2 separate regions of the Homo sapiens genome follow, and region 1 is linked to region 2. The links are chromatin loops, found by intact Hi-C in ENCODE. Cell type or tissue: chondrocyte. All regions are shown on one strand. Each heading gives the region's core, and the rest is flanking DNA. Links, peaks and the distances in the headings are about the cores only.

Region 1 (11,592 bases), core at 1,895-9,894, 48 kb before region 2:
TGATGATCTTTGCAGATTCTTGGGAGGCAGACAGGTTGTGGAATATTGAAGATGAGAAAATAGCACCCAGCTTTCCAAAAAAGGAGGGAGAAAGAAAATAGACGATAGACTCCATCAACTTCAGAGTGGTCAGCTGCCTCTAGACTAGTCAAGATTCTACATATACCTATACAATTCTTTTTTTTTTTTTTTTTTTGAAACGGAGTCTCACTCTGTCGCCCAGGCTGGAGTGCAGTGGTGCGATCTCGGCTCACTGCAAGCTCCGCCTCCCGGGTTCACGCCATTCTCCTGCCTCAGCCTCCCCAGTAGCTGGGACTATAGGCGCCCGCCACCATGCCCAGCTAATTTTTTTGTATTTTTAATAGAGACGGGGTTTCACTCTGTTAGCCAGGATGGTCTTGATTTCCTGACCTCGTGATCCGCCTGCCTCGGCCTCCCAAAGTGCTGGGATTACAGGTGTGAGCCACCATGCCCGGCCTATAATTCTTATTTTAAAAAACCTCTTGTTGGCACTTCAGAAAGGAAGTAGTCACTGCAAGTCAGCATGGTGCAGTTAGGCCGAATCAAGCTGGACCAACCCCATTTCCTTCTCTGGAAGCAATGAACATCTGGGGAAGGGTGTAGACAGAGGGCCTCATAGTCAATGGTCAATAGAAAATACTCTGGAATCAGCCGGGGAAACAATTAAATTCAGGAAACAGATACAGTCGTATGTTGCTTAACGATGGGCATAGGTTTTGAGAAATGCTTCATTAGACAATTTCATTGTACAGACATCACATACTTACACAAACCTAGATGGTGGAGCCTGCCACACACCTATATGGTACAGCAATTGCTCCTAGGCTACAAACCTGTGCAGCATGCTACTGTACAGAATACTGTAGGCAGTTGTAACACAGTGGTGAGTATTTGTGTACCTAAACATACCTAAACATAGAAAAGGTACAGTAAAAATAAGGTAGCATAATTTTTGTTTAATGTATTGCTGCTGAACAAATTATGGTATTATAATCTTATAATAAGATGTGTAGTAGGCTACACCATCTAGGTTTGTGTAAGTACATGATGTCTGTATAATGATGAAATTGCCTAACAAAGCATTTCTCAGAACATATGCATGTTGTTAAGTGTCATATATGTAGTCTGTCATTGATAAAAACATCATTATGTGGCACATAACTATATACACTGCTGCATGAGCCAGTGTGCAAAAACAACTTTACTAAAATAAGAATAGTCTAATAAAAAATAAAGCCATAATTCTCCCCATGCCTCCTTCTGCAACTCCAGCCTTTCTCCTTTGAATAGGGGAAGTGGGGCCAGTCAAGCAAGACCGCAGCTCTGGGAGGAGGGTGAATGTTATTTACCAAAACATGGGAGGCAGATGATTCAGTAACTTAGATGTGGGAGGCCAGAAGTTGGCATAGACACCCAAGGGATCATATGATTCAACTATACACCAACGAAAAATGACTGCATGTAAAAATTGGTAAAATTTTAATAAGATCTGTTTTGTTGATAATATTGTAGAGGCCGGGCACGATGGCTGGTTGGGCGCAGTGGCTCATGCCTGTAATCCCAGCACTTTGGGAGGCTGAGGCAGGCGGATCACTTGAGGTCAGGGGTTCAAGACCAGCCTGGTCAACATGGAGAAACCCCATATCTACTAAAAATACAAAAATTAGCCAAGCATGGCGGTGAGCACCTGTAATCCCAGCTACTCAGGAGGCTGAAGCAGAAGAATCACTTGAACCCAGGAGACGGAGGTTGCAGTGAGCCAAGATGGTGCCACTGCACTCCAGCCTGGGTGACAGAGCAAGACTCTGTCTCAAAAAATAATAATGATAATGATATTGTAGAACTGTCAATTTTCTAGTTTTGATGATCATAATGCATTTTTTATACGGTTGTATATGAAGTTTTATAAGCTTCCCATTGGGGGAAGCTGAGTCAAGATTGCACAGAAACTTTATGTACTATTTCTGCAATTTCTATGTCAGTGTAAAGTTATTTTAAAATAAAAAGTTACCATAAAAACAAAAGATTCTTTATGACCTGAAAAAATTATTTCCTCATCATTATTGTAACTTAAACAGTTTTATTATCTTCAAAATCAATATTTGGAGTCATAAAGTTGTAATTCAATATCGGGTAATTTCTAAACATTAACTCTATGTGAGATTCATGAGGGTGCCCTGAGACTGGGCTAGAAACAGAATAATCAAGGTGGAACAGGTCTGGGCGTGGTGGCTTATGCCTGTAATCCCAGCACTTTGGGAGGCCGAGGCAGGAGGATCACTCGAGCCTAGGAGTTCACAACCAGCCTGGGAAACATAGTAACACCTCATCTCTACTACAAAATTTTAAAAATTAGCCAGACATACTGGTGCACTCCTGTAGTCTCAGCTACTCAGGAGGCTGAGGTGGGAGGATTGCTTGAGCCCAGGTGGTCTAGGCTGGAGTGAGCCATAATTGTGCCACTGCACTCCAGCCTGAATGACAGAACAAGGCCCTACCTAAAAAAAAAAAAAAAAAAAAAAAAAAAGCAAAGTAAAACCTCCCGTGAAAAAAGCAAGAGCCAGAATGGGCTAGTTCTTGGGCTGCTCCTTCCCTGGTAGCTTAAATTAAGGAGAGAGGCTCTCAAGGAAGGACAAAGAAAGGGCTTGATGCATGGGAAATCACAATTTTGAAAATAATAGCTATCACTTATTCTCCCATGTGGCTTTCACAGGTTACCTAATTTCTCTATGCCTTGGTTTGCTTCTCTATAAAATGGAGATGATAATAACATCTACAATGCAAGTTTGTTGTGATGGTTAAATTAATTAATACATACATTTAAGCTCATAGAACACCACCTGGCACAGAATAAATGCTTAATAAAAATGGTAGTCATGCCAGGTTTGTGCTTTACATACATTATTTCTAATCTCACAACTACCCTGCCAGAGAGAAAGCATCAATCTCCTCTTCACAGGTGTGGAAACTCATTCAGAGGGTAAATGACACTTGCAGCCAAACGAGTTAGTAATGTTGGTGAAGAAGTTAAGTCTTGGGACTTGGAATTGACATCCCGGTTTCAGGTCTCAGCCACTTAACAATGGGTTAACGCCAACAAGTTCCTTAACCTTACCAAGGCTTGCCAAGTTTATGTTCCTAATGGAACAAGAACATCAACCTCTTAGAGTTTAGGGGAGAATTAAATAACACATTATATAGAAAGCACCTACCAAACTTAGGAGAGGCAAAAATCCATCTCCATTTTCTTAAGATCCCACCTGGACTCAAGAATTAAATTGACATATGATAGATTAATAGGAGAAAAGTACACAAATTTAGTTAATACAAGTTTTACATGACACAAGATCCCTCATAAGGAACAGAAACTCAAAGAAGCAGTTAGGGTCAGTTACTTATACACTGAATTGGACAAAAAATAGGAAGTTGTGAAATGTGATAAGGCAAAGGGGCTGCGCTGGGTGATTAATTGGGTACAGAAATGACTAAGGTGATAAGGTTTGTTTGTGTAGACTTCTCTCGGCTTCAGCTTCCCATCCTTAATAAGAATATTATTTTTCTTTCGGTATAAGGAGGACATCTTTCACATGGGCATTTCATTTCCTGCCTTTGATAAAGACAATAAAGGTCAAAATAAAGAAGGATCTTCTTGCACCTGCTGGGTTCTTTTTTTACATGCCTTTAATTTAAAATATGCCAGAACAGTGAATTTTGGGCGGCATATTCTTAACTCCTTCACAAATAAAGATCCTTATTTTTTCTCCTACACAAAAAAAAGGATAGTGGATTTGGTCAAGCGAGAGTGAGGTTCCTGGTAGGGATAAAGTGTGAGTGGGTTTATTATTCAATGATGATGAACAACTTACACAAGAGAAATGGCAGATTCCAGTGGCTGTAGGTAATTTAGTATTTTGGCTTTAGGTGTGTTTCTTGTCTGAGTGAAAGGCATTGCCTCCCATTCTTGGTGCACGGAGTAGCATGTCTGAGTCTCCTAGAGCATGGCTTAGCCCTACTTCCACCTGCTTCTTTCCAGATATGAATGACAACATCAGTAAGTGCTGCTACATCACCTGGAGGATCCCATGCAAGTATGTGATACATTATTATCTGTCTAATTCATGAAGTGTGTCCCAAACCCACCACCCTGTGAGTCTCACTCCATTAATCAGACTCAGTGGGATGGAGACTGTTGAGAGAAGCACCAACCGTCAGAGCACCTGCCAGGTGTTGCAGACACAGGGAGAGGCAGTAGAGGGCCAGCCTGGGGGCTTTCTGGCCTGGGCTGGAGTCTTCCAGGTGGAAGCAGTTCCCAGTAAATGGAGCAGCATGGTGGGGAAGGGAAGGAGAAGGCTGAAAGGAGGCTGCTAGAAGTGGGGTGGGGTGGACTTGGGAGTCCAAGTGAATGGAATCAGTGCTGCATTGCCCAATAGGCAACCGGCAGGTGCTTAGGAAATCAACAAATAATGCTTTTGAAAGAATACAATATTTGCAACTTCATGCATGTACACAGTGATCAAAGTGGCTATTATTTAAAAAAATCAAAAGTCCCTTATACAGTCTTATCATTACTTTTCAGTTAGTATTGGGTATTTGAAATTACATGCTGAAACACAGAATAACCTTTTTAGAGCCTAGGACCACTCAGGTCTTGCTCTGACCCTGGTTGGAGCTCATCCTTCGGGAAGGAGACAAAAGCCCCCAAATTTACCAGAGAATGGAAGAAAGATGGGATGATCCCTCCTCAGCTTTTGCATTCCTCCATTTTTGATCCTTCTACCCCTTGACTCATAATTTAGACACAAGTAAATGTCTCGCCTGCTTGGGTTTGAGGTAAACATTAGTTCAGGGTTAATTGGATGAGCTGAAACACTCTGAGCATGGAGAGAAAGGATCTAGTCATGGCCAACCGCTAATCCCACAGCCCCCGCCACTGCATGGTAGCTGTCCTGCCCTGAGATTAATCCCCAATGACAGTTTTTTCCTGATCTCCTCCACTGTGCTGAATTCCATTCTATTCTGAAGCTTGGCTCTGACACCCTCTTTGGGGTATGTGGAGGCTCAGGGACCCAGTGAGCTGTTGGTAGCAATATTAGACATTGACTTGTGAACATGTTACTTGAGCTTTGGAGAAAGTAAAGAAGGATATTGGAAGAAAGCTGTATTGGACCCAGCTGGATCACTGGACTCCAGCAAGTCAGGCTGGAGAGGAGGGAGTTGGCACGTGAAGCAAAAAGCTTAGAAGGACCCATGAGGTGGGGACTAGGGCCCCTATATATGGACTTTGGGTGGCCTTGAAATAATATGCAGCATATTAGATATAGATCTGCTCCTTGAAAGTTAGATTGTATGGCCAAACCGCAAACCCAAATATGGATTTCTTACTTCTAGGCATTTGTCTCTCATGGTTCTTTCTATCCATGGAGTTTGCAAACTCCACTTTCTCTTCTGCTTTCTCTCTCCTGCTTTCTCTGTCTGCTTTTCAAGATTTCTGTCAAATGCTACATCTTCTCCGATCCTCCCAGACCAAAGTGGCCCATCTCCACCTCCTCTGACACACCACAGCCTGTGACACCCTCATTCCACATTTATTGGGCACTGCTCCCAGTGCCAGATACTGGGGTAACCTAGACATGTACCATCCCAGCCCTCAGGAGCTTACATTCTAGGGGGTGGAATGGGAAAGGGGGAAATGATCCTCAAGCGAACAAGTATACAAAGTAATTTCCAATGGTAACCAATGCTTTGAAAGACCTAAAACAGGCTATGGTGTGTGGGTTCTTTAGGAAAGGTCAGAGGAGGCCTCTCTAAGAAGGTGACAATTAATCTGAGCCCTACAAGATGAGGAAGATTCAGCCATAAAACAAGCCAGAGGTAGGAAAGCATCCAGGCAGAGAAACCAGAAAAGGCAAAGGCCCTGGGGTGATTGTGTTTGCCTAATGAAAAGAAGGCCAGTGGGACTGGAAGTTCAGCGAGAACAGTAGACCTGTCAGAGCCTTGTAAGCCAAAGGTTGTCAGTAGATGGGCATGGCCTGATTTGGGTTTTAGAAAGAGTACTCTGGCTTCAGGACAGAGAACGGGTTTGAGGGGAGCAAGAAGGGAAGCAGGGGGACCAATTAGGAGACCATTGCAATAGTCCAGGTAAAAGACTGAACTAAGGCAGGGGCACTGAGAATGGAGAGGAGGCAACAGATTGCAGATATTCTTTAGAAAGAACCAACTTATTGATGGACGCATGAGTGCAGGGGGCAGAGGGATGCTGCTCACTTGTCCTCTGTCCCTCATTGCCTGGTATGGCAGACACTCAGGGCTATTTTGTAAATTTCAATCCCAACTACAGTTAACCCAGTGGCAGAGCCTATGCAGTATTCCTTTCCATGTGTCCAGGCAGTCACCATATTCTTTCCAGCTCCCTGGGTTGCCTCATCTCTAACAGGGTCCTGCTCCCTCAAATCCTGCCTGGCTGCCAAGAGAGAAGTATAGATCATAAAATTCAACCTCATCCCTCCTCTCCAGATCCTGAGGCTTGGCTTTTACTCTATGGCTTTGTGAAAAGCAGAAGCAATAATCCAACCACATGTCTTCTTAACAAGGAAATATTTTACTTTTAAATGGAAGGGCGCAGTTATTAAAGGGTCAAAGACCAACTCAAGGCAGGGATGGGCTGGGTAAGTTAGGGACTCTATTCTTTGAATCTTCAGAGGCCCAAATACAGGAAATGTCAGGGCAAAGAAAAGAAGAGGAAAGAAAAGGTTGGTAGGAATTTGACAGGTCTGTTTGTGACTGCTTAAGATGATGCTAAGGCCTTTTTGGGAATAATATTTAAAATTCTAAGGAAATTGAACACTTAAACAAAGGATTTTTAGCAAAGCAATTTTACTTTTGCGCAGAGGGGTGTTTCTCCTTGGCCAGTCGCCATGGGAGCACACTTGAATAAAGGGGCATGAAAGCCTTTATTTCTGACGCAAGTCTTGCTTTTGTATTTTTTTTTTTCATTGGCCAGGATTGGGTTGTACGCTTTAAACTAATTCTGTTTGGCTAAATATTTGAACTTTTTTGTTTCAGATAAGGTGGGCATGTAAGAGAGAGAGGGGAAAGGGGAAGGGGTGTCTGTAATGAGCTAGAGAGTTAGTCTTTTTTTTTTTAATAAGGAAAGGAATGTGAGCTGGTACTGCTAACACCTGGTATTGTGGCGTGTCTGGGCATGTAACAAAGGCAGAAAGGAAGAAAAAAAGACAAAAAGGAAAAAGGGGTGGGGAGGTACTATTAAAGAATAAAGGATTGATTAGGCTATTTGAAGAGAAACTTCATCATATCTTATAGCCTGAAGCTGACCTGGCCATGCTTTAAAGGAAATGAACCCAAAGAAGGGCTTTGGATTTAAAGGAAATGAACCCAGAGAAGCCTCGAAGGGGGCTTCTCTTTCCAGTGCATTCCCAGGAGCAGCCCTAGATGAGGCCACTGCAGACCACCGCTAAGCTTTTGGCATGAGTCTCACACTCCCAGGAAGAGAGGCAGATGCCTCATGATAGGCATAAATCAACAGCCCCTGCGTATGTGTCACTGATAGCTTGAACGAGGACAACTTTGGGGGGAAACTATATAGCAGCTTTCATTTTGGTCTCCCGTTGTGTCTTTAATTTTGAGGGCTGGTTCTTCCTCTGCCCTTGTATAAAACTCAAGGCAGGACCCATGATTTTTCTAGTTGCTCTCAACTAATACCAACCAGTCCCTGATATGTGCTAGTACCTCCTGCCTCAAGACTTTTGCACAAACTACTTCCCTTACCTTTGTCTCCCTTTTCCTCACTTGTCAACTTAGCAAACATTGCTCATTTTATAATTCTCAGCTTAAATGCTACTTTCTCAGAGAGGCATTCTCTGGGCCCCCAATATATTCTTTTCCATGGTGTTGCTTATCACAGTGTATAAGTACATGTTTATTTGTGTGATTATTTAATTTTGTCTCCAGGAGGAAAGGAACATAATCTTTTTGGCTCTTTGTGTGATACTCTTGGTGCTGAGCAGAATGCCCAGCACGTGGTAGATGCTCAGTAAATTTATATTAAATGGATGGACGGATGGATGGATGGATGGATGGATGGATGGATGGACAGATGGATGGATGAGAGGTGGATGGGTGGATGAACAGATGGACAGAGGGACAGATGGATGGATGGATGGATGGGAGATGGATGGATGGATGGACAGATGTATGGATAGATGGATGGACATATTGATGAATGGACAGATGGATGGGTGGATATTCTAACAGGAAGCTCCCATTGATTTTACCTTTTTCCTCAAGTTCCAATATGGCTCGGCACAGCACTGTTACCGATCCTGTCTTTATTTAAGTGTTTTTGTGTTTTGTTCATTGTGATTTTTTCAGTAGTAATTTTGATTTTTTAAATAGTTCACTAAAATATTACTTATTTTTACTACTGAACTTTTTGGTGTCCCCTTGGGTTTTCAACACAAGCGCAAGGCTAGTGCCTCATTTACCACCATCTGGTCCTGACCTGCCCATAGTAAGCACTTAATAAATGATAATGATTGTTAAAATAATCACTGTTGTAACAAGAAGAGCAAGATATAATAAGACAATCACAGGCTTTAGAGTCAGGCAAACTTGGGCTCCAACCACTGACCTTGGGGAACTTGGGTTCCAACTGCTGACCTCAGGGGTGAAAAAAGCTAGCAGGGCCTGAAAAGAGGAGGAAGGCTGGGTACTTCCCAAGGGAGAGGAAGACTTCTGGACACCTATCAGGTGTGCAGACACAGAGAGAAGCTGAGCACCTTTTGGCCTGGGCTGAGCCTTCAAAGAGATGGAGGAGGTGGTCCCAGTGGGTAGAGAGGGGCCAAGTCTGGGACAAAGAAGAAGAAAGAGGGAACTGCCTGAAAGGATCGCATGAATCACCGTGGAGGACACTGGCTCAGGTGTGTATAGGGTCCTGGGGAATAGGGAGCAACCCCTCGGAAAGGAGACTTGCCCAAAGCCAGAAGTCTCCAGGATTCCATGGGGAAGGTAGGAACTTGTACAGAGTCTCAACTCCTCAGCCTCTTGTGCCTCATCTTCATCATCCAAAGGGTGCAGTACATTAGTGACAACTCCACAGTGCCTGAAGCCATGACTACACAAGACCCAGTGAAAAATGAAAGTGTTAGGCCCCTTGTTAAAAAACTACTAACTCCTAAACAACAACGGCAGCAGAGCCTGAAACCAAGAGCAAGGACCTGTGTAATTGCACAGGTCACACGCCCATGATGCCAGCCGTGATCTAGAGCTCACAGCACAGTCGCCACACTGCAGTTGAGGTATCCCAGTTCAGGATGCAGCAGGAGCAGAGCCCAAGGCTCCTACCCCATCCCCTCACCTCTGCCAGCCCTTGGGAATTTCTCTGCCCAGGATTTAATCCCAGGCCCACTTTCTCTCAGCTCTCACTCATTGTGCCAAATTATGACTCCCAGCCCTCTGGGGGCCCAAGGAAGCCATAGGCTCCAGGTCTCAGTGTAGATTTGGTATCAGAGCCTTGGAGAAAACACCAAGGGCTGTTCCATGAAAATTGTGCTGGACACAGCAAGAACTTGAGCGGTTTCTTTGGGCCCTGACAGTTGGGACCTCAGAACTGAAGGAGAGGAGAGTCAGAACCATGAGCACGAAGCCAGAAAGAGCCCAGGAGTGGGGAATGAAAGATTCTTTATACTTTGAGTCTTATGTGACAGAAAGCTCTCTCAAAATTTCCTCGAGCAAAACCAGAAATAGTTTATTAGCTCATAAATTCAGAGTGGATGGCAGGCGTACAGCTCAGGGAAAACCAGCCCCAGGGCATGCAGTTCCACAGGATCCTGGTATCAATGGCATTGCTCTTCTGAAGGCAGACCACAGGACCTCCACTTCCTGAAGGAGCTGCTGCTTTTCTGTCATTAAAATCTGAAAAATCCCTGGGAAGGACCCCAGTTGTCTGACTGGGGAGGTAGGTGCACATCTATTGCAAAGGAGGAGGTACCGTGATGGGCAAGAGCCTCACAGAACCTAATAGCTACATGGGCAGTTCCTCCAAGAAGAGGGCATCTTTCCAGAAGAAAGGAAGGTGCTGAAAAAAACAAACACATGCCCCCTACTTTACTTAAAAAGAAAATACTTGATCACAGAACTTGTCTTAAAGTATTGATAGCCATGCTAAATGTTAATCGTACCCTTGAGCATTTATCCTGGAGAATGAAGACTTACATTCACATAAACAAAGCAGTACATGAATGTTTATTGCAGCATTATTTATAATAGCCCAAAACTGGAAACACCCAGATGTCCTTCAGTGGATAAATGATTAAACAAACTGTGGTTCAACCATATCATGGAATACTATTCAGCAATAAAAAGAATGAACTATTGGCACATGCAACAACCTGAATGAATCTCCAGAGAATTCAGCTGAGTGAATAAAGCCAATCCCAAGAGGTGACATACCATATGATTCCATTTACATAACATTCATAAAATGACAAGATTATAAACATGGAGAACAGATTCGTGGTTGCCAAGAATTGAGGAAGGGGTGGGATGGGTGGGAGGGAGATAAGTGTAGCTATACAAGGGTTACATGAGGGAGCCTTGTGGTGAAGGAACTTTTCTGTATATTGATGATATCAATGTCAATATCCTCTACTATATTGTACTATCGTTTTGCAACATGTCACTTTTGGGAGAAACTGGTGTCAAAGTCAAACAAAATATAGAGATGAATCTCTAAATTTAAAATGTCTTATTTGGGACGCAAGAATTACAATTCAAGACATACATACTGTCTGGGTAGTCTTTAGTATGTCCAAAGACCAAAGAGTAAGCTAGAGGTTTTATTAAAAAGAGAAAAGTTACATATTGTTTTGCAAGAAAGTTCATTGGCACTAGTAAAGTTTTAGGAAACTGGCAAGTTGTGATTGGTGAGTGATAGCAGTGGGTAAGACTAGTCTTAGAACCACAGCAGGTTGTTTCAGTAACTATTAGATAAAATGGGTTTCAGGATAGCACAGGCTGAAACTTCAGCAGCCAGGCTTGCAGAGGACTACATTCTTGGAGCAATGTTATATGTCCCAGACAGGCTTGCATGCAGAGAATTACATTATTAGACCAGTGTTGGTTTTTTGTTTTTGTTTTTGTTTTTTTTTTTTTGAGACAGTCTCGCTCTGTCGCTCAGGCTGGAGTGCAGTGGCGTGATCTCGGCTCACTGCAACCTCCGCCTCCCAGATTCAAGCAGTTCTCCTGCCTCAGCCTCCTGAGTAGCTGGGATTACAGGTACCCGCCACCATGCCCAGCTAATTTTTGTATTTTTAGTAGAGACGGGGTTTCACCATGTCTATTGGGCTGGTCTGAAATTCCTGACCTCGTGATCCACCCTCCTTGGCCTCCCAAAGTGCTGGGATTACAGGCGTGGGCCACTGTGCCCGGCCTAGACCAATGTTATATGCCCTCAGTGTTTTCTCCCCCTGGCATCTCAACTCTGTTTTAGTTGGGTATGACAAGAATGACCCAATTGTATGGTCAACTTTTACACTGTGTAAAGAGTACACTACC
Region 2 (11,061 bases), core at 3,062-11,061:
CAAGACCAGCCTGGCCAACAGGGTGAAACCCCGTCTCTACTAAAATACAAAAATTAGCCAGGTGTGGTGGCAGGCGCCTGTAATCCCAGCTACTCGGGAGGCTGAGGCAGAAGAATCACTTGAACGTGGAAGGTGGAGGTTGCGGTGAGCTGAGATCATACCACTGTACTCCAGTCTGGGCAACAAAGCAAAACTCCGTCTCAAAGAAAAAAAAAAAATCTAAACAGAGCTTCACAGAAATCATCAAGACATAAAATAGGAAATAGAAACATTCATATTTTTATTCTTTTTAGAACCAGAGACAAGATTTAAAAGTAATATAACTCATCCCCTCAACTGAGGGCTCAACCAGGGCCAGGGCAGAGAAGATGATGCACATGGTTGAGGCCAGTGGGACCAGAGGCCAGAATACAGCCAGTGTGGCCAGGAGATTTGTTACATACAGGGAACTCAGCAAATAAGTACATACATTGAGGTTAATGGGAGCAGGAGTCCCCATTGTTAGAGGAGGGAGGGAAACATAGAAACAGGAAAGACTGAAATAACTCTGTGGTGTTTACTTGGAATTGGACATAGTGGTATAAACTTTTGTTTTTTCATATAGCTAGAAAGAGGACATAGAAATTGCTAATAATAGGACGAGCGCAGTGGCTCACGCCTGTAATCCCAGCACTTTGGGAGGCCAAGGCGGGTGGATCACCTGAGGTCAGAAGTTCAAGACCAGCCTGGCCAACATGGTGAAACCCCATCTCTAAAAATACAAAAATTACCTGGGCAAGGTGACCTGTACCTGCAGTCCCAGCTACTCCAGAGGGTGAGGCAGGAAGATCACTTGAACCCCGGAGGTAGAGGTTTCAGTGAGCTGAGAATGCACCACCTCACTCCTGGGTGACAGAGTGAGACTCCATCTCAAAAACAAAAACAAAAACAAAAACAAATTGCTAATAATATATGAAATAGATATACTTGAAATAGACATAAATTTAAATACATACTTATACACATATGCTTACATATATTTCCAGGTTCTAGCCACTAAAAGCTCAGATCTAAAAGTGATGCCATTCCCATAGCAATGAACACACCAAGCACTCAGATTTTGGTTTCTCAAAATCATTTTTCAGTAAAAGAAACTGAGACTCATGGAAGAAATGGCTAATTCCAGAGCTGGGCCAAGGAAAGTACAAGATGAGTCTGGAACATCTATTTGTGCCAAAAAGTAAGAAAACAAGATTAAAGAATAAACCCTAAAATTTTCTAGAGAGGGGAAACACCAGATCACCACAAATGAGTTTCAGAAGAAACATATTCTTATATTCCATTGTAGAATTCTATACCCAACAAAAATATCAATCAAGTATGAAGGCTAAATAATGACTTCTTCAGGCAAGCATGAACTCAGAAGGTTTATGTCCTACAGATCCTTCCTGTACTATTCAGTTTTTTAAACCAATATATGTATGTGTTGCTTTGAAAAACATTTTAAATATTTTTAAAATAGGCTCTTCATACTCAACAGGGGGCAACAGGAGGACATTTAAGGTCTCTAATTATGTTGCCATCAAATTTCATTCATCTGGTTGTATTGCAATTCTCCTTTACTTTTTTTAGTCCCTCTTTGAGTTCTGAGACCTCTGGGATCAGGGTCATCTTCAATCCCTCCCTCCAAGCCTAGCCCAGGACTTGGCATATGATACTGTGTCAAAGAAGTGATGTGGTCACAAAACCTATTCCTTTTTCTTCCTAAGCATACAGATGATGTATATTTTCCATCCCTTTGTCATTATGTTGGAGCCAGGTTACTTGATGCTGGCCATGGAATGTGGGTGAAAGTAATTTGTACCATTTTCAGAACTGATCCACAAAAATCTCCCAATCCTCCTCTGCTTCTCCCTTTTTGTATCAAGCTTGGAGGCCTTGTGCTGAAAATGGTGGCATCCAAGGTAGAAAAAGGCCTGGTTCCTGAATGAGTACATGGAGGATCCCAACACACACACCATCATCCCACTACTGACCCACACTGGACTGTAACATGAGCAAGAAATAAACTTTTATTTAATTAGTCTGCTGGATTGTTTATGATAGCAGTTGGCACACACAGACTAATGTAGGTAGGAACTCAATACTTGCTGGAAAAGTACAGGAACTTCCTGTAAGTCTCCTAGAAACAACTTGGCAGGTTGGCTAGTTTCCACAAAAACAAGAAGTAAGCATTATTTCTTTCCAACTCACTTTTCCTATAAACAACTTGTTTCCTGAGATTGTTCCTGATAACAATTATTATCATTTAACTTGAAGGGTTTACATAATGTTGTTATTGATGATAAGAAATATAGAAAATTTTTAATTGATGACTGTCTCCACAACTAACCATGAGATTTCAGCCATTTCCTATAAGATACACATATGTAGACCTGGCTCAATTTGTTTATTCATCCTTCTTTTAAAATGTATATTCATAAAGCACCTGGTATACACTAGGTTCTGCGTGAATGGGCAAAGATAAATAATAGATGTTCTCCATCCTGATGATTCAGATGAGGAGAGGAGATTAAATAACCATCTAACCACATCAGCAAGCAGAATGGGGGATGTACCTCCAAGAACAGCATGGTGAGGGCACTAAGCTGAGAGCCTGCGGAGATGAGATCTGTCCTGCATCCAAATCACTGTGTGCACATGAGAAAGTCACTGGTCCTTTCTGATTCCCAGCTTCCATTCAGTAAATGGCCAGTTTAGACAAATCAAATGGCAGATACATAGCATGCAAGCTGCACTGCAACAGAAACTGCACGTTGGTCACAGCGTATCTTCCCAATGTGCCTGGATATGGCCTCAGAATCATTTCCAACACAGAGCTCCAGTCCACCACTAATCAATGAAACCTACTAGCTATCCCTGAATTAGACATTTTCTAGGGTTCCCACCAAGCTTCTTTGCAGCAAAAGTCAGAGAAACCAGGAGAAGGTCCCAAAGAGATCCACTATCTGATTTCAGAAAGGACTAAGACTAAAGGCTTTATAGAAAACCCATAAGCTTTTACAGAGCTCCGTTGGGAGTCCCATGTTTCTTTATGGCATAATGGGTGAGAACACAGACTTGGAAGCCAAACCACCTGAATTTGAACCCCAGTTCCATTTACCAACTGTCAAAAGCTTAGGCTTTGATTCTGAGCCTGTTTCCTCAACTGCTGTTCTAAAGATTAAATAGGCTAATATTCATAAGGCAACTGGGACAGTGGCTTGTGTGTATAGCAACCATTATATAAGTGAATTATCTACTGAGCACCACAGCACTTCTTCACTCCATGGTGTGGTGACCAGAATGGAGATGAGACAGAGAACTGCAGGTTCTGCTTCGAGTTTAAGTTAGGATTTCCCTTGACCAATGAGACCTGACTTGGAGGAGTCCTGGCCTCATTCCATTACCCCAAACACCCTCTAGTCTCTAGATGAACAGATCCTGAATGTCCAGGCCCCACGTGGCCTGTTCTAAGGCCTGAGATGGAATTGGATACAGGACACATCCAGCCTTGAGATCTTTTGCTAAGTGTGACACAGTGCCCCCAGCCCTGTGCTCATGTTCATGCCTAGGGAAAGGCTTCTATCAAAAGAGTTGAACTTCTTCCCACTGGGGATGGAAGACCATTTCCTCCCTTAAACCTTGGCTCTCCCTGCTTCCTTCAGGCCACCAACAACACATGTGCAGGATATGAAATTGCTGAGGCATCACTGCTTTCCTACTTCCCTTCCAAGTCTCAGCTCCCTTATTTTAAAAAATATTTGGCCTCAATGATCATTTCTCAACAATTCCTCACCGCAGGAGCCTCTGAAGCTCCCACCAGGCCAGCTCTCCTCCCACAACAGCTTCCCACAGCATGAAGATCTCCGTGGCTGCCATTCCCTTCTTCCTCCTCATCACCATCGCCCTAGGGACCAAGACTGAATCCTCCTCACGTGAGTGCAATGCCTTGTCTTCCTTCCAACCTAGAGCCTGCAGGGAAATAAGCAGGAGTGAGGTTGGGGCTCAGGGGAAGACCAGGAGCAGGGACTCAGAAAGGAGGGCTGGTATCTTCTTGAAATTGTGTGTATAGCAACATTATATAAATGAATTATCTACTGAGCACCACAGCACTTCACCCCATGGTGTGGTGAGCAGGATGGAGATGAGACTTAGGACTGTAGGTTCTGCTTAAGAGTTTAAGTTGGGATCTTCCAGCCTTGACCAATGAGACTTGACTTGGGAGACTCCAGGCTTCATTCCACTACCCCAAATGCCCTCTAGTCTCCAAATAAACAGATCCTGAATCTCCAGGCCTCACATGGCCTTGATCTCTTATCATTGCCCCCCAGGACCAGTCCCCCCTTGCCCTCAAGGACATGGAGTGAGACCAGCCTGCCTCTCTACTCCCTCAATTTCTCTCTCTTTGCCGCTAAGCAAAAGAGTGGCCCACCCCATTTGGGGTATATTTCCTCAGGGAGATTAGGAGCAGTGTCTTGAGCCCCTCAAGGGCATTTTTCTATTGGCCTCCTGAGGTTTGGGCCCAGCCTGCTTCCAGCGTCACCTGTGCCCAGTGAGTGCAGCATTGCTTGGGTATGGGCTGGGGGGAAACACGACAGTGTGGGGTCCATCCTAGGCCCCCTTTTCTCAGCTGATTTCTTAGAATAAGCTGCCTTTAGAGATAACCAAAACTATTTATCACTCTTCCATTTTACCTACTCTCCTTTTCAGAAACTGGGGGGAAACCGAAGGTTGTTAAAATACAGCTAAAGTTGGTGGGTATGTGCACAGTTTGACTTGCCCTCTCCGATGTCATTTGTCAGCTCAGAGGAACAAGGTGGGAGAGTATAGGAGCTCTGACTGGGTCTCAGGAAACAGGGGCCCCTTATGCCGTTCTTTGGATCGTGAGGATGCTGCCTGGAATGGAGCTGGAAAACAGGATGAGACCCTTCCACCCAGACATCTGGCCACCCTCAGTGACCTCTGAGGCCATTGTGATGCACATCCATGATTCTATGAAGCAGGGTCACATAACATGCACACACCTGATTTCTCCACTCCATAACCACAACATGTGCCTGTTTGTACAGGGCTCTTGGCCTACAATGTCCTTCCTGCTACCTCTATAATTCAAGCTTGGGGTGGCTGCTGTCACCTTGCTTCTCCTATAAAAGCCATGAAACTTCTCAATCAGAAAATAGATGAAAAAATCACCCAATCCAGTGATTTTTAAAACTTTTTAGACCACAAAACCTTTTCTTCAAGCAATATCTTCCACAGAGGCCCAATATGTAAAACAGAAAAAATGGGTTGAGTAGGGTACAAGACACCACTCTCAAATGCAGCAAGGCCTCCACAATAGTCCCTGAGGCCCCCAGAGCTCCAGGGAGCTCAGTGTAAAAACCACTGATGCAGTCCAAGGGCCTCATTTACAGAGGAGGGAACAGGGGGAAAGTAAAATGGCCACAGTACACAGGAAGCACAGGCAAGGTTAGGTTAGGATTTGGGTGCCCTGACTCTGTGGCCTTTGTCCTTGGGGCTTGCTGTGGGCATCCTGCTCTCTCTGCAGGTTGTCGGTTCAATGGGGACATGGGCAGGGTGGAGCACTAGGAGGGGCTGGGTTTGCATTCCCAAATGGCATGTCTCCAAATCCCTATTGGGATTTCTTCCAAATATTCCTCCTATTTGGAGCACCTTTCCCGAATAAGGCATGAAGGCTGCATGATATTGGCCAAGTCCCTAGCCTTCTCTGCCAGTCGGCCCCCAGAGATGGTGTAAGAAGATCTGAGTGTGCTGCTCTTCAATCCTGGAGTTGAAAGTCATCCACCAGTCTTTCCAAGAGGGGTTGAAGAAAAGGAGGAAGGGTGATTGATGATGAGGGAGGAGAAAAAGAAGAGCCCAGGAGTACCATGGAGAAGGAGAAGAGAAGATGAGGAAAGCCTACTCTCCCCTCCAAGTTCTGAGGGGCTGTCTCCTCCTTCCTTCCCTCCTCCATGCCCTCAGCTTGCAGGAGCAGCCAATGGTATGGCCTTTAACAAGGGGCCCCTCCTCAGCATCTGATGCTCTCTCCTCAGGGGGACCTTACCACCCCTCAGAGTGCTGCTTCACCTACACTACCTACAAGATCCCGCGTCAGCGGATTATGGATTACTATGAGACCAACAGCCAGTGCTCCAAGCCCGGAATTGTGTAGGTGGTACACACACATCACACTGGGGGGAGAGGGAGCCAGCAGGGCCTCCTGGAGGGAAGCAGGGAGTGGTGGTGGAATGGGGACCCCCAGCGTACCTCCCAGGTGTGACTACATGGGGAGAGGCAGCTGAGGGGCAATCTGAGCGCTTTCTGGCTGGAGCCTGCAGGAGCCATGGGGAAACTGACCCCATGGATGGGGAGATGACAGAGAAGGGAGAAGAAGGCAAGAGGGCACTTCCTCAGGGGGACACAGAGACTAGATGGGTCTAGGGGTCCTAGGAACCGAAGAGTATGTCTCAGAGAGGAGACTGGCTCTAAGCTGCCTCTGTGGAAGAAAGGAAAAGCAGTATAGGTCAGGTGGGGAATTTAGGAGGGAGGGAAGATGGGCTGTCTCTTCCGGCCACTGGGCCCCTCGGTTTGTGATCCTTCTCCCTCTTGCTCCACAGCTTCATCACCAAAAGGGGCCATTCCGTCTGTACCAACCCCAGTGACAAGTGGGTCCAGGACTATATCAAGGACATGAAGGAGAACTGAGTGACCCAGAAGGGGTGGCGAAGGCACAGCTCAGAGACATAAAGAGAAGATGCCAAGGCCCCCTCCTCCACCCACCGCTAACTCTCAGCCCCAGTCACCCTCTTGGAGCTTCCCTGCTTTGAATTAAAGACCACTCATGCTCTTCCCTGGCCTCATTCCTTTCTACGGGATTTACTCATTGGCCATGCACTGAGGACACCAGGGTGTGGCACCCTCGGCATCAAGCCTCGCTCTGCAGAAGTTTTGCTGGAGCCTGGTACAAAAAATAGGTCAGGCCTGCAATGCAGGTAGTGAGAAGCAGAAAGTGAGAAAGAAAAGCAGTGTAAAGACCGTCTCCTCCTCAGCAACAACAGTAGCAGACCCCGTTTTCTTAATGCTTTCTATACTCCAAGCACTCTGCTAGGCAGTCTGTATGCATTATCTTATTTAAGCTTCATGACAAGTGTAAAAGCTACAAATCATCATTTGATTTTTTAGGTAACACTTCATAAAGGGCTCTCTATAGCAGTCAAACTCCATAGTCCTTTTTTCTGTGCTGTTTTCAAGGCCTTTCTTCACTGCTGTCTGGAATAGGAATGATGCATGAAGACATTTTATCCAACCCCTCCCCTTCGCTTACACACATCAGATTATACTATATTGTTTTACTAACTTTTTTATCCCCTAGAAGGCTTAGCAGAAAGCCTAGCCCATACCAGGTGTTCAGGAAATGGATGGATGGATGGATGGATGAAGGAAGGGAAGAATGTGTGGATGGAAGGATGAAGGGAAGGAGGAATGGATGGAGGGAGGGAAGCAGGGAGGGATGAAGGGAGGGAGGAAGGGAGGAAGGGAGGGAGGAAGGGAGGGAGGGATGGATGGATGGATGGAGAGAAAGAGGGAGGGAGGGATAGAGGGACAGATGGAATAAGACAGAAATCAAGAGGAGGACTATGCTCCAAGAATAAGCTCTCAAACCTATCTTCAGGGCCCAAGGAGGAGCTCTGTGTACTTGGAATAAGAGCTTGCCCAGAGTAGGGATTATGACCACCCTTTCCTGGCCTCCAGCCTTCCACAGATAAGGAAGGGCTTGTGGGCCACATTAAGGGCCATATGGGGGCCTGCATGCCAAAGTCACAACCAGGCTTCTCAGGCCTTGTCACCTCCATAAACAGAGGTCAAGAGGATGCCCCACATACGTACCCTCCCTGCCCTCACAAAAAGCCACAGCTTCACCACCAGGTGAAGCCTTGAACCCACCAGGAGTAACTGCATTATACGGTTTACCTATCTATGAGCAGTCATGCCAAGCAGAAAGCCCCATAAGGATCTGCACAGTCCCTGTTTCTGCCCCTGCCTCCCACTGCCCTCAACACCTGAAACACATCACCTATGCCTCTAAAGCTTGCTGTCCATCAACAGCAAAATCCCTTATATCTTTGATCTCTTCTCTAAATGCAGCTTTCAACATGGAAAAGGGTCCTGAGGCACCTGAAGAGAGAGGAAGCTGTGGGACAGGTCCAGCCAGAGCCCAGGCCAGAGGGGCAGAAGCTGGAGTCCTGGAGCACAGACGCAGGTTGTCAGGTGCACAGAGTTGGAGGGTCCCCTGCTGGTCATGGTTGGCCATGGGGGCACCCAGGAGGGATCAGCGAGCTGGCTACACCTAAAAATCAGTCCAAAGTCCGAGGTCCAAAGAGATAAATAAAAACATTGACAAATAAGTCAAACGGTCCAGCAACAAATGGGGACCCAAGGATCAGGCACATTGTTTTTTTTTTTTTTTGGAGTATTAGCATACACTGTGACAGGAAAGAGTGTGAGCTCAATCATGTGGCCTTGGACTGGGAGAGGGCATTTCCTTCTCAGAGGCAACTAAGCCCTACCTTTGCCTCAGTCTGGGCTCTGTAATCCTGCTTTGTGCTCATCTCCCCAAGACTGATCACCTGGGGGAAGCTGGGGTGGTTCAACCCTGCCTGCCCTTCCCCAACATACAGATGGTGGCAGGTAACATGGTGAAATCAAACAGATCTGGTTTTTCATCCGCCTATCCACCCAGGTGACCTTGGACAATTTATTTAGCCTCTAGGCCTCAGTAGTCCCAGGGAAGTAATAATCGCTATTCACTATTTTAAGGATTATATAAGATAGGGCATGTAAGGTAGCTGACACACATTCGCCCATTTCTTCACGTGAATTCAGATTCTACTGAATTCAGCTCTGCACCAAGTCCCATCCTCTGCTGCCCTCTGTTTCAGCAAACACTGAGGCCTGTTGTTTCTCCTCCTCTACCGGCTCTGATGCGGTCAAGGTCCAGAGAGCTGAGTAGTTGGCAAGCGGACCACCAGCAACAGACAACATCTTCATTCGGCTCTCCCTGAAGCTGTACTGCCTCGCTGAGAGGATGAAGGTCTCCGAGGCTGCCCTGTCTCTCCTTGTCCTCATCCTTATCATTACTTCGGCTTCTCGCAGCCAGCCAAGTGAGTCCACTTGTCTCTGTAGGGCAGGAACGAGAAAGGGGGATGGAGCAGCTGGCAGGGAGGTAGTGCCAAGGGCGCTGTCGGGTCTCTGGCCTCATAAGACCCTGTGGGCTCTCCCCACCTTCATGCATAGCTTCTGACCTCCAATTCTCCCCTTTGTAAGTAGAGCTGGGGTTGGTCCGGATCTTTCTGGGGTAAGTAGTTCCAGGAAACTGGGTCACCATTTCCTCAGGAGTCCCAAGCGTGGTGAGCAGGAATGATCATTCAGGAGGAGAGGCCAAGAAAGCAGCAGAAAATGCAACAAGAAGTGCATGCAATGAAAGGGAGGGGGAGGCACGCGGATGAGAAAGAAAAGTGGCAGGTGCCCTGGAAGAATGAGTGGCGAGAGGAAGGAAGGTTCAAACAATCATGTGGGTCTAAGTCCAGGAATTGGGAGTCTGAACCGAGAGAGCCCTTCCTCAACATGGCTGGCACAGGTTGCTGGGACTATCAGACAACCAAAATGAGTCCCAGTGGAATGGCTGCTTGGGAATCTATGGTCCCCTTCTCCATCCCCCAGCCTATGACTAAATAAAATCTGCAGAAAAGAGGAAAGGGGTTGAAAGGTTTTGGAGCTGTGGGGAAAGGGAGAATTGGGGCCTATGGAGGAGGGGGTTTGTTTTGCCCCTCCGTATCTCCTCCCTCTATCATTGTTTACGAGGACCTGGTGACGGGGGTGGGGAGGACAAAGACGTGTACCTGCCCTAGGCTGCCCCAGCCATTCTTTTCGCTTTTGTTTTTTTGTTTGTTTGCTTGTTGTGTTTTGTTTTGTTTTGTTTTGTTTGTGATGGAGTTTCGCTCTTGTTGCCCAGGTTGGAGCGCAGTGTCGCGATCTCGGCTCACCACAACCTCCGCCTCCCGAGTTCAAGTGATTCTCCTGCCTCAGCCTCCTGAGTAGCTGGGATCACAGGCACACACCACCACGCCCAGCTAATTTTTGTATTTTTAGTAGAGACGGGGTTTCACCATGTTGGTCAGGCTGGTCTCAAACTCCTGACCTCGTGATCTGCCCACCTCGGCCTCCCAAAGTGCTAGGATTACAGGTATGAGCCACCATGCCTGGCCTCTTTTCTCTCTTAAGGTCACCCTGGCATGTAGTCTGGCCTGACTCTGCCTGTGTAAACACAAAGGAGCAAGGGTCAAGTGCACCATGTAATCTGCCCACATACTCTCAGGATGACCCTGGTCTTTGTAAACTTTGCTTTGAGAACCAGTGATATGAGCATCACTTACAGAGGGACTGTGTGGGAGGGGGGAACAGTGCTCTTTGGGAGAGTCAATCAGGCCAGTGCAGTGGGTTCAGGCTTCAAGAAAGAGAAAATGGCCCACCCAAAGCATGGATCAGCAAGATGGTGCTCTCAAGATGTCCCAAGCTTTGCCACTCACTGGAGGCAAAGGGGTCAAGCTACAAAAAGATTTGCACTCTGAAGGTTTGGGGGCTGGGAGAGATCTCTGGACTGACCTCTTGTGTAGTATCCCCAATTGATGGGTAGTCAGGACAGCTCAAAGGAAACACAGTGACAATAACCAATCAAGTCCAGTATCCTGCATACATCAAAGAGATGGGGGGAAGCGCCATTTCCAAGGCAAGAAGAGCAGTCATTACTACCATTGGCTCTTAATTATAATAAGCACTGATTGAGCCTTTCTGTGTGCCAGGCTCTGAGTTAAGGGCTTTCCAATCATTTTCTCACCGAATTCTAACCATGATCCTAGGATACAAGTAAGTATCATTTACCCCCACTTAATAGATGAGGAAACTGAAACCTAGGGAGATTAAGAAATTTGCCCATGATTCAAGTCAAAATTCAAATCAAGTCAAAATTCCAACCCAAGCTGT

Evidence for each region. A loop is a pair of places that touch in the nucleus more often than their neighbours do. Peaks named below come from ENCODE experiments on the same cell type or tissue, not always from the same donor. Only the 100,000 strongest peaks of a DNase experiment are listed, where the experiment ranks them.
Region 1: it touches region 2 in a loop (6-fold over the local background); 2 of 110 quality-filtered maps call a loop at or near these places.

What each region holds. Positions count from the first base shown.
Region 1 is chr17:36,026,202-36,037,793 of GRCh38, reverse strand. No RefSeq gene overlaps it. Among named protein-coding and RNA genes, the nearest start is that of CCL23, 14 kb to the right of the region's middle. In chondrocyte, for the core only: no CTCF peak of the experiment used is centred there; no DNase peak of the experiment used is centred there.
Region 2 is chr17:35,979,466-35,990,526 of GRCh38, reverse strand. It overlaps CCL16 (C-C motif chemokine ligand 16), which reads left to right and starts at 9,030. Exons shown (of 3, transcript NM_004590.4): 1 at 9,030-9,182. The coding sequence starts at 9,107. CCL14 (C-C motif chemokine ligand 14) reads left to right here and starts at 3,798. Exons shown (of 3, transcript NM_032963.4): 1 at 3,798-3,956; 2 at 6,075-6,189; 3 at 6,639-7,239. The coding sequence starts at 3,878. The coding sequence ends at 6,726. It overlaps CCL15-CCL14 (CCL15-CCL14 readthrough (NMD candidate)), which reads left to right. Exons shown (of 7, transcript NR_027922.3): 5 at 3,823-3,956; 6 at 6,075-6,189; 7 at 6,639-6,871. RefSeq lists a silencer at 8,220-8,515 and an enhancer at 8,220-8,515. In chondrocyte, for the core only: no CTCF peak of the experiment used is centred there; a DNase peak (open chromatin) is centred at 6,241.